Regions from separate parts of the Homo sapiens genome. Here region 1 is linked to region 2. Evidence: chromatin loops called from intact Hi-C (ENCODE). Cell type or tissue: IMR-90. All regions are shown on one strand. Each heading gives the region's core, and the rest is flanking DNA. Links, peaks and the distances in the headings are about the cores only. Region 1 has its middle 130 kb from the start of C11orf87. Region 2 has its middle 13 kb from the start of C11orf87.

Region 1 (4,401 bases), core at 187-4,186, 120 kb before region 2:
CTAATCACTGCTGAGTCTCCACTTTGATTGTCAATTTGCAGGCTACATTTTGGTCAATTTCAACCTTGGCTAAATTAAGAATAAAATTATTCCAAAGGAATTCAATCCCTTACAATGTTAAATTTTTTACCGATGAACCCAGTGACTTATAGGTACCCATATTTTTATCTGTCTCTACTCTGCATATAGTTTTTACTCTTTCAATAAAGAAAATGAAATTACAGATTTTTGGGATATAATATTTTTATATTATAAAAAATATAATATTCAGGATAAGGTTATCTTAAAAACAAACACATGAAACAACCAATATTATGCTTTCTAACTTTAATTCCATTTATCTGATTTCTTTAAAGAAAACTGGTTAAAAGAGTTGTGTATACTCACTGTCTCCAATTTCTCTGCTCTCATTCTCTCTTAAACGCAATCTATTCAGGTTTTCTTCCCCTTTACTCCTGATATGGTTTGGCTCTGTGTTCCCATCCAAATCTCATGTTGAATTGTAATCCCCATGTGTTGAAGGAGGGGCCTGGTGGGAGGTGATTGAATCATGGGGGCAGACTTAGCCTTTGCTGTTCTTGTGATAGAGTGTGTAGTGCTTTCCCCTGCACTCCCTCTCTCTCCTGCTGCCAGGTGATGAGGGTGCTTGCTTCCCCTTCGCCCTTTCGTCATGATTGTAAGTTTCCTGAAGCCTCCCAGCCACGTTTCCAATACAGCCTGTGAAACTGTGAGTCAATTAATCCTCTTTTCTTCATAAATTACCCAGTCTCAGGTAGTTTTTTATAGCAGTGTGAGAAGGGACTAATACAACTTCATACTGAACACTCTTCCTGTCAGGTTACTAATGATTATCATTTTGTTAAGTACAAAGATTCATTACTCATGCAGCTGATTGCTCCCTCTGTAACTTCTTTTTGCTTGGCTTCCAGAACACCACACACTTCTGCTTTTCCTCCTACCTCACTGGATACTTTTTATCAGACTCCCTTGCTGGTTCCTCATCATATTCACAACCTCAAAATGGTGAGACACCCCAGGACTCTCTTCTCTACTTAAGCTTGTTTAATCAGTGATCTCTTCCAAGCTCATGACTTTAGACACCGTCTTCATGTCAATGACTCAAAAATGTATGGCTGAGCCTGGGAAGCATAGCAAAACCCCATCTCTACAAAATTAAAAATAAAAGTAGTCTGGTGTAATGGCACATGCCTGTGGTCCCAGCTATTTGGGAGGCTGAGGTGGGAGTATTGCTTGAGGCCAAGAGTTTGAGATTGCAGTGAGCCATGATTGTGCCACTGCACTCCATCATGGACAATAGAGATAGATCCTGTCTCTAAAATGAAAAAGAAATATGTCTTAGATTTCTCCCGTAACTTCTGTCTCATAAATCCATTTGCTACTCAACATTTCTACTTGAATGTCCAATAAATATATCCCAAATATAACAGGTCCAAAATCTCATCTTATCTCAGAAGTTGCTTCTTCCATAGTCTTCCCCACTTTGATAATAGCAAGTAGTAAATCAGGTCAAAACCTTGGAGTCAATTCTTTACTTTTTCCTTTCTCTGCTACCATATATCTAATCCATTAACAAATCCTATTGACTTTCCTTTCAAACTACATTCATATTCTGGCCTCTTCTCATTACTGCCTACCATTGCTACCATTCTGGACCAAGCCACACTATTTCTCAACTAAATTATTGAAAAACATCTTCTAACTGTTCTCTCTGATTCTATCCTTGCTCTTCATCACTCAATAAAGCAGCCTGAGTCATCACATTGAGACATAAGACAGAACATGCTTTAAAGTTCCGATGATTCCCCATCTTACTCAGAGTGAAATCCGGCATACCTACAACAACGTAAAAGTTCTGCACAATCTGTCCCCTAGTTACCTTGATAACCTCATATTTTCCCCTCATCTACATTCCAGCCACATTGGCCTCCTTATTTATTTTTTTTCTGAACTGTGCCAAGCATACTCCCACATCAGGGCATTTGTACATGCTCTTTACTCAGTCTGGAGTTCTCTTCTCCCAGATATTTACGTTGCTTGAACTCTCATCCCTTTCAAATTTGGGGTTGATTCCTCCCTTCTGAGTGGGACCTTTCCTAATCAATCTACTTAAAAATGCAACTTGAAAAATGCTTCCTATCTGATACTCTTTACCTACTTTTTACTTTTCTCTATAGCACTTTCACTTTCTAACGTACTGTAAATTATCTATTTTCTTACTGTCAATTAATTCCTACTGGAATATAAACTTTAGGAGGGCAATTATTTTTATTTGTTTTGTTCATTGCTGGAGCTTTAGCTGCTGTAATAGTACCTGGCACAGAATAGGTGCTCAACAAATATATGTTGAATAAAATATCTTTTTTTTTTTTTTTTTTTTAACAGAGTCTTGCTCTGTCACCCAGGCTGCAGTACAGTGCTGCAACCATAGCTCACTGCAGCCTCAAACTCCTGGGCTCTAGGAACCCTCCCACCTCAGCCTCCCAAGTAGCTAGGACCACAGGCTTGAGCCACCAAGTCCAGATAAGTTTTTAATTTTTTTCTAGAGATGTGGTCTTGCTATGGTACCCAGGCTGGTCTTGAATTTCTGGCCTCAAACGATCCTCCCTACTCAGCCTCCTAAAGTGTTGGGATTATAGACATGAGCCACTCTGCTCAGACAAAGTGTTAATTATATGGAGATTTTGCTTACTAGTGTAGAATGAAACCAATCTATACACTATGTATCTGAAAGTCTCCAATGCAAAGCAAATCTATTTTTCTTTATGAGCTCTTTAGAATCCCACACAGTGGCATAGACAAAACCCCTCTTCTAAAAAAGCAGGCCACAATAATCTCGACGCAATTCCAACTCATTTCACAGTAACTTCTCCAAATAACAGATAATTTGTTTCTTTAAAGTAGATCATCCCATTACCTCCTACTCCAGTAGTTGAATGTCAAAAATCTCCAGTTCTGTTTTAGCTTCAGGCACTTTAAACGAGTGGTCTTTTAAGCATACTTGCTTGGGGCATATTTGCTTCCAACAGCAGAAAATTAGTAAGTTCCAAAAGCAGACATTAGTAAGTTTGTTCCACTTACTCACCTTTAAATACTTGGCTCAAATTCTACCTCCTCTTTGAAGATTTTCTTGAACCCACCTCTCTCTCCGTAAATAACTCAGAACTGTTTCCCTCATTTTTGCCATCTCAGTAATATTTCTATTATATCACCTGAAATATACTATTATGCTTATTTTTCAAGTCTGTCTTTTCCATTAGGATGTAAGTCCCTGAATTTAGGGCTTCTTTGTCTTCCTAACACTGGTGTGTAGATAGGGACTGGCAAATAGCGTAGTCTCAGACGATATTGGTCAAATTAATGAACACAGGTGAATATATGAATGATCTGTGACCAACCAATTAAGTATTGCTTTCCAGGATCACAGCCATGGTGAGAATACCAATGGAGAGGTTATAGTAGATAATATCATTATTGTCACCATTATCACTATCATCAGTATCATCATCATCATCATCAAAGAACTATACACCTGTTTGAACCAAGTACTATGCTATGCACAGATCCTTGTGCACAAGGACATTAATAGTCAAATTGAAGGGACAGGCATGACCACAAAAAGATGTATAACAATTTACATAATGGGAAGCATAGAGTAAATACCCAGTAAAATGAAGCATAGGGTAAATGCCCAGCTAGTTGGATAGACAAAAGAGTAGTACAAGTTCAGATTAGGATGATTAAGGCGGCCTTTATGGAAGATGGAGACATTTAGCTGTATCTTAAAAGACAAAATAACCAAGCTGCATATACAAAGGAGAGAGAACATCTCAAGCAGGTTTGACCAGATAAAATTCTGAAAGACACAGACTATATTTCCACTCTTTGATGAGGCATATAAGAAATAAAGTCACTAAAAAAAGGATATTTTCATTAGACTCAGATTCCTCATTTTTGAAAATAAAACATGAATTCTTCATTTAGACAAAATAAATGAGATGTGGTGGAAGGGTGTAGTGCCAGAGTTCCAGTTCAAGCTCTTTCACATTTGAGACTCTCATCTTGACAACATTTCTTTCTTTCTTTCTTTTTTTTTTTTTTTGATGGTGTTTCACTCTGTCACCCAGGCTGGAGTGTAGTGGCGTGATCTCAGCTCATTGCAAGCTCCACCTCCCGGGTTCACCCATTCTTTCTCCTCATCCTCCCGAGTAGCTGGGACTACAGGTGCCCACCACCACGCCTGGCTAATTTTGTTTTTGTATGTTTACTAGAGACGTGGTTTCACCATGTTAACCAGGATGGTCTCGATCTCCTGACCTCGTGATCCGCCCGCCTCGGCCTCCCAAAGTGCTGGGATTACAGGCATGAGCCATCGCGCCCAGG
Region 2 (4,401 bases), core at 294-4,293:
TTCAAATCTTGAGAAAATGTACAGAAATTTTTCCCCAGATCCTCATTCTTCCTCTTCAGGCATCCCTCTGGAACAGTGGTTTCAGTTTGTATTGGCATCACTTGGGAAATTTGATAAAGATACAAGTTCCTGAGACCTGCCTCTAGAGATTCAGATTCACTAAGTATTGGATCAAGCCCAAGTAACCTATAGATTTAGTAGGTTTGACAATCTTCCTTCCCTTTTCTGTTCTCCTCTCAGATTCTCATATGAATGGGTCCCTGTACTATATCTCTAGAAGAAGTTCTCTTGACAGCTACATACATTGTTGTTGTGCTTTGTTTTTTGTTTTAAACGTGAGTTTTAAGGGGTGCTTAGACAGTTTCATGGAAATAATTTATTTGAAATTGATAAGAAAAAGTAACAGGGATGGTGTTTTTGTCTGGTAACATGGAGAAGAAAGAGCAGAGGCTTTAGAGTTAGGCAAACTATAATTCAATCCACACTCAGTCACTTATTAGATGGATGACCTGGGAAATTACTTAATCTCCATGAGCTTCAGTTCTTTATCTATAAAATGGGAATAATAAACCCTGAAAGTTTACTCTGAATGTTAAGTGAGATGTTTTAGCTGGATACAGAAAAGGTGTAAACAAGGGCACCCGCCTTGTGTCTGGATAAGAGAGTTCATAATATGTGCTAAAATGTCCCTTTTTAAAAATAATGCTGATGCTTTTCTTTTTTAATAAAGAAAAAGAACAAATGTCTATCATTCTCTGCTGTGTTGAAACAGGGCCTTCCTGGAGCCCCTAACTTTTTAAAAAAATCTTGTACAGATGGCTTCCTGGAAAAATAGTGAAGGCTGAGCAGACTCCACCGAAGGCCCAACAGGTGGTGTGACCCAGAGGCAGTCTAATTCAGTGATGACTGATTGCTTTGGAATAGTTGCTGAGAAGCTCGGGCCTCCAAAGAGGCAAAAAGCCTACTGATTAGGGACTGCAGGAATGAGCTTCTTTTCATGGTCCACATAGCCAAGGTGGCCCTCAAACCCGAATGAAAGTGTGTAGAAATCAGTGTCAAACAGGCCTGCAAAGACCCTGTGGTCTTGCACAGTAGGGACCACGTTAATGTGAAGCCAGCAATATCCCTTCCTTCGGGCTGAGCTCAGCAGCTTCAGAGGGTTGGTTGGTAAACTTTCCACACCCAGTCCCTCAGTGATAATATGAGCCATCAGATCTTCTAAAGGCAACACTAGGCTTCCAAGTCACTCCATAAGGTCTGTTTGATGCTAGCTAGGTTTTCCATCAGGCAAACTGAGCATGAAAAATATAAAAACTTATTTTAACAAGGCATTAAAATAATTGCCATGGTTAAGATTAAAACATTATTAGTCATGTACCTCCTTATTGTTCAGTTTTTATATCGTTTTCATATTAAATCACATGGCAGGGATAGATTGGGGAGCTACATTTTTTTCAGGACCTGAGAACTCTGTAGGTCTTAAATGTCCTGGGTCTTGGCTGCTAAAGGCAGAGTTAAGCAGGGAATAGTCATTCCCTTGATTGAATTGGAAGGGTACTCACATCAACCCTCCTGCAACCAAAGCTGTGCCCCAAAATATCTCCTCCTGCCTAAGGTGTTGGAGGCTTCTGTGAAAATGAGAATTATCTTAAATCATTGAGTCACTATTGCGGATTAATGCCAAATATGCATGCTCAATGTTGCAAAGAGTATGGTCCTGAGAAGATAAGGAGTAGGTCACAGGTGCTACTATGACAGGGGCACACTTTCATTTTGAATGTTCAGAGAGAGATAATGAACCTAAATATAAGAGGGCAGCCCTTCAAGTGGGAGTGGGTCACAGAGCAGTACACTGGGCAGTTTGGAGACTATATGAGTGCCCTGGGGTAGGTGGAAGGATTAAAAAGAGGAATGATGCATTGTGGCAATTCTACCAGAAGCTTGTTGTTTTCATAACCAGTGAGAGACAGTGACATGCTTTCCAGTCAGAAGGAACAGAACCTGGACCTTTCCTTGCCTCAACTTCAAATCCTGCTGTCAGATGCGAATTTCTCTGTCTACAAGTAAGTAGAATCTTAGGGCTCCCATTCTAGACATGAGAATAAAAGAAGATTGCATCATCAATGATCAGTTTGTGTTCACTCAGTGTGGGCTTATTTTTATTTCTAATTGCCATTTTACCTTGGTTTTCTTGTATTATTTCATTCTGAAAGTCTTTTATCCCTAACTGAGTCATAAACTCTTTGAGAGAAGGAACCCTGCCTTCTTTAGCATCTCCCTCAGTGCGGAAGACTTGAGCAAATGCCAGGTGACTGATGGATTACCTGATCCTTTTCCTTCAACACATGTCCATTTGGCTTCAGTTCCTATGGCTGACTCACTGCTCCTGTACTGGCTATGAAAAGTATTACGGCTTGGGTCCCAAAAGCAAGCTTTGTTGGGCTATTCAGCCAAGCAGAGTGTAGAGAAGCAGGCTAGGGGAGAAATGCTGCATCTGCCAAACAATTCCTTGAAGATATAGATTATTGAACAATGCCAAAGATCCCAATGATGCCACTCTTAATGCCATCCAGAAGTCAAGTGAAACGGATGACTTACAAATATACTGTTGTTTTTTGCCTTTCTTTTGCTGGAGTGATTCTGGCAAGACTCCTTTTACAGTAGTACCAGAGTACTTTATCAGGGATATGTCCATAGGATTACAATCCATTTATTCACTTGTTTATTCAGCATCTTTACTAAACAACTGCTACGTGCCAGGCACCTTGCTAGAGATTAGAATGTGACATTAGAGCACAAAGAACATGAGTTTGCTATTAATAATCTACCAGAAAATTACTCCTGCCCTTCCCCAACCATTCCTCACAAAAGAAGCCAGAACAGGGACTACCGTACACTCATTGCCCACTATTGTTAGATATTTGCATGTTTTCTAATTTAAACCACACAATAAACCTTCATAAAACTGAAGCATGGAGAGGTTCAGAAACTTCTCCAAGGTCTCATACCTACCAAGTGTCAGAGCCAAGATTTGAACCCAGGCCATTTCTCCACGTTACTGACTGTGTTGTCTTTTCAACATCTTCAACACCATGGGTTCCTTCTCAGCAGCATATTGATTCTTATTCCTGTCAATGGGGTCCTATCCAATCACTTTATTCCAAAAGAGTAAAGTGAGGTTTATACTAGATCCTGTGTAATGTCATGATTCTATGCAGGCATGCCTCAGAATTACAACAAATGGCCTAGCAGCTAATGTCAGAACACACACTTCCAGACATATGGAGCACTCCTTCAACATGACAGACTATGAGTAGCAGTTACCAGGAACTACAAGATGGTGACAGTGCTGCTTCTTGAAGCTCACACGGCAAATTGCAGACTGCTCCATAGTGCTAGGCTTCACCACATTCTGAACGTGGTCTGGGGACAAACTCATCAAAGGCTGTGCCAGCAAAGCCCAGAAGCTTCCTTTGAACTCCCTTTTATTAACTTTGTCACCAAGTCATGACAGATAAGCAGCACCCAACTGGGGTTACTCTGAGCCACAAAATAGAAAGCATAAATCTATTCTCTGCCCTTTCCTCCCCTTTTTGCTCTTTTCCCTCACACCATGCATCTATGAATCACCAACCCCATCAGTTCCGTAACCTAACATGCACTTTAATATGCCCTTATTTTTCATCCCTATCTCCATTGGTTCAAACCCTCATCATTTGTCACAGGATTATTGCAGCTGCTTCAATTCGTGTCTTAATCACCATCTATCTCTTCCATACAGTGATCCTCCCCCAGAGTAGTCTATAATAAACCCAAATCTATAACTCAACTCTATATTCAAAATTTCTCACTAATTCCTCACCAACAACAGAAAAGGCATATCTTTAAAAGCTGCCCTTGCAGAGCCCTTAATGATCTGGCTTACTTTTACTTTTCAGATTTCTCTTTTGACAATCCCAGTATGAACAGCATAACACTTGTGTAAATATACAGAATACTCATACCTCTGTGTTTTTGTATGTGCTTTTTCTTCTGCCTCAAATGCTTTTTCTTATTTTGGTGAATTGCTGCTTATCCCTCAAAACCCAACTAAAATATGGGAAACCTTTTCCTAACCTTCCCAGATAGACTTAGTTGTTACTTCTTTGTGCTTCGAAGTACTTTTTCACACATTTATTACCACATTTGAATCAAATTAAAATTTATTGGTTAATTACACTACAAACTACTCAAAGTACCAGCAGATTTCATCACTCCTTTCTACTTTGGGAGTATCAGTACCTGACACAATGTTCCATAAGCATAAGTATTTTTGCCTTCTTTTTACCAAAATTCAGTTTGCTCATTTATAAAATTAGGAGCCTGGATGAAATTAGTTTTCAAAAATTCTTCTATACAAAC

Evidence for each region. A loop is a pair of places that touch in the nucleus more often than their neighbours do. Peaks named below come from ENCODE experiments on the same cell type or tissue, not always from the same donor. Only the 100,000 strongest peaks of a DNase experiment are listed, where the experiment ranks them.
Region 1: a loop joins it to region 2, with 3 times the contacts of the local background. A loop is called at or near these places in 1 of 110 quality-filtered maps.

The regions. Positions count from the first base shown.
Region 1 is chr11:109,550,006-109,554,406 of GRCh38, reverse strand. No RefSeq gene overlaps it. Among named protein-coding and RNA genes, the nearest start is that of C11orf87, 130 kb to the right of the region's middle. In IMR-90, for the core only: no CTCF peak of the experiment used is centred there; no DNase peak of the experiment used is centred there.
Region 2 is chr11:109,433,251-109,437,651 of GRCh38, reverse strand. No RefSeq gene overlaps it. Among named protein-coding and RNA genes, the nearest start is that of C11orf87, 13 kb to the right of the region's middle. In IMR-90, for the core only: no CTCF peak of the experiment used is centred there; a DNase peak (open chromatin) is centred at 2,331.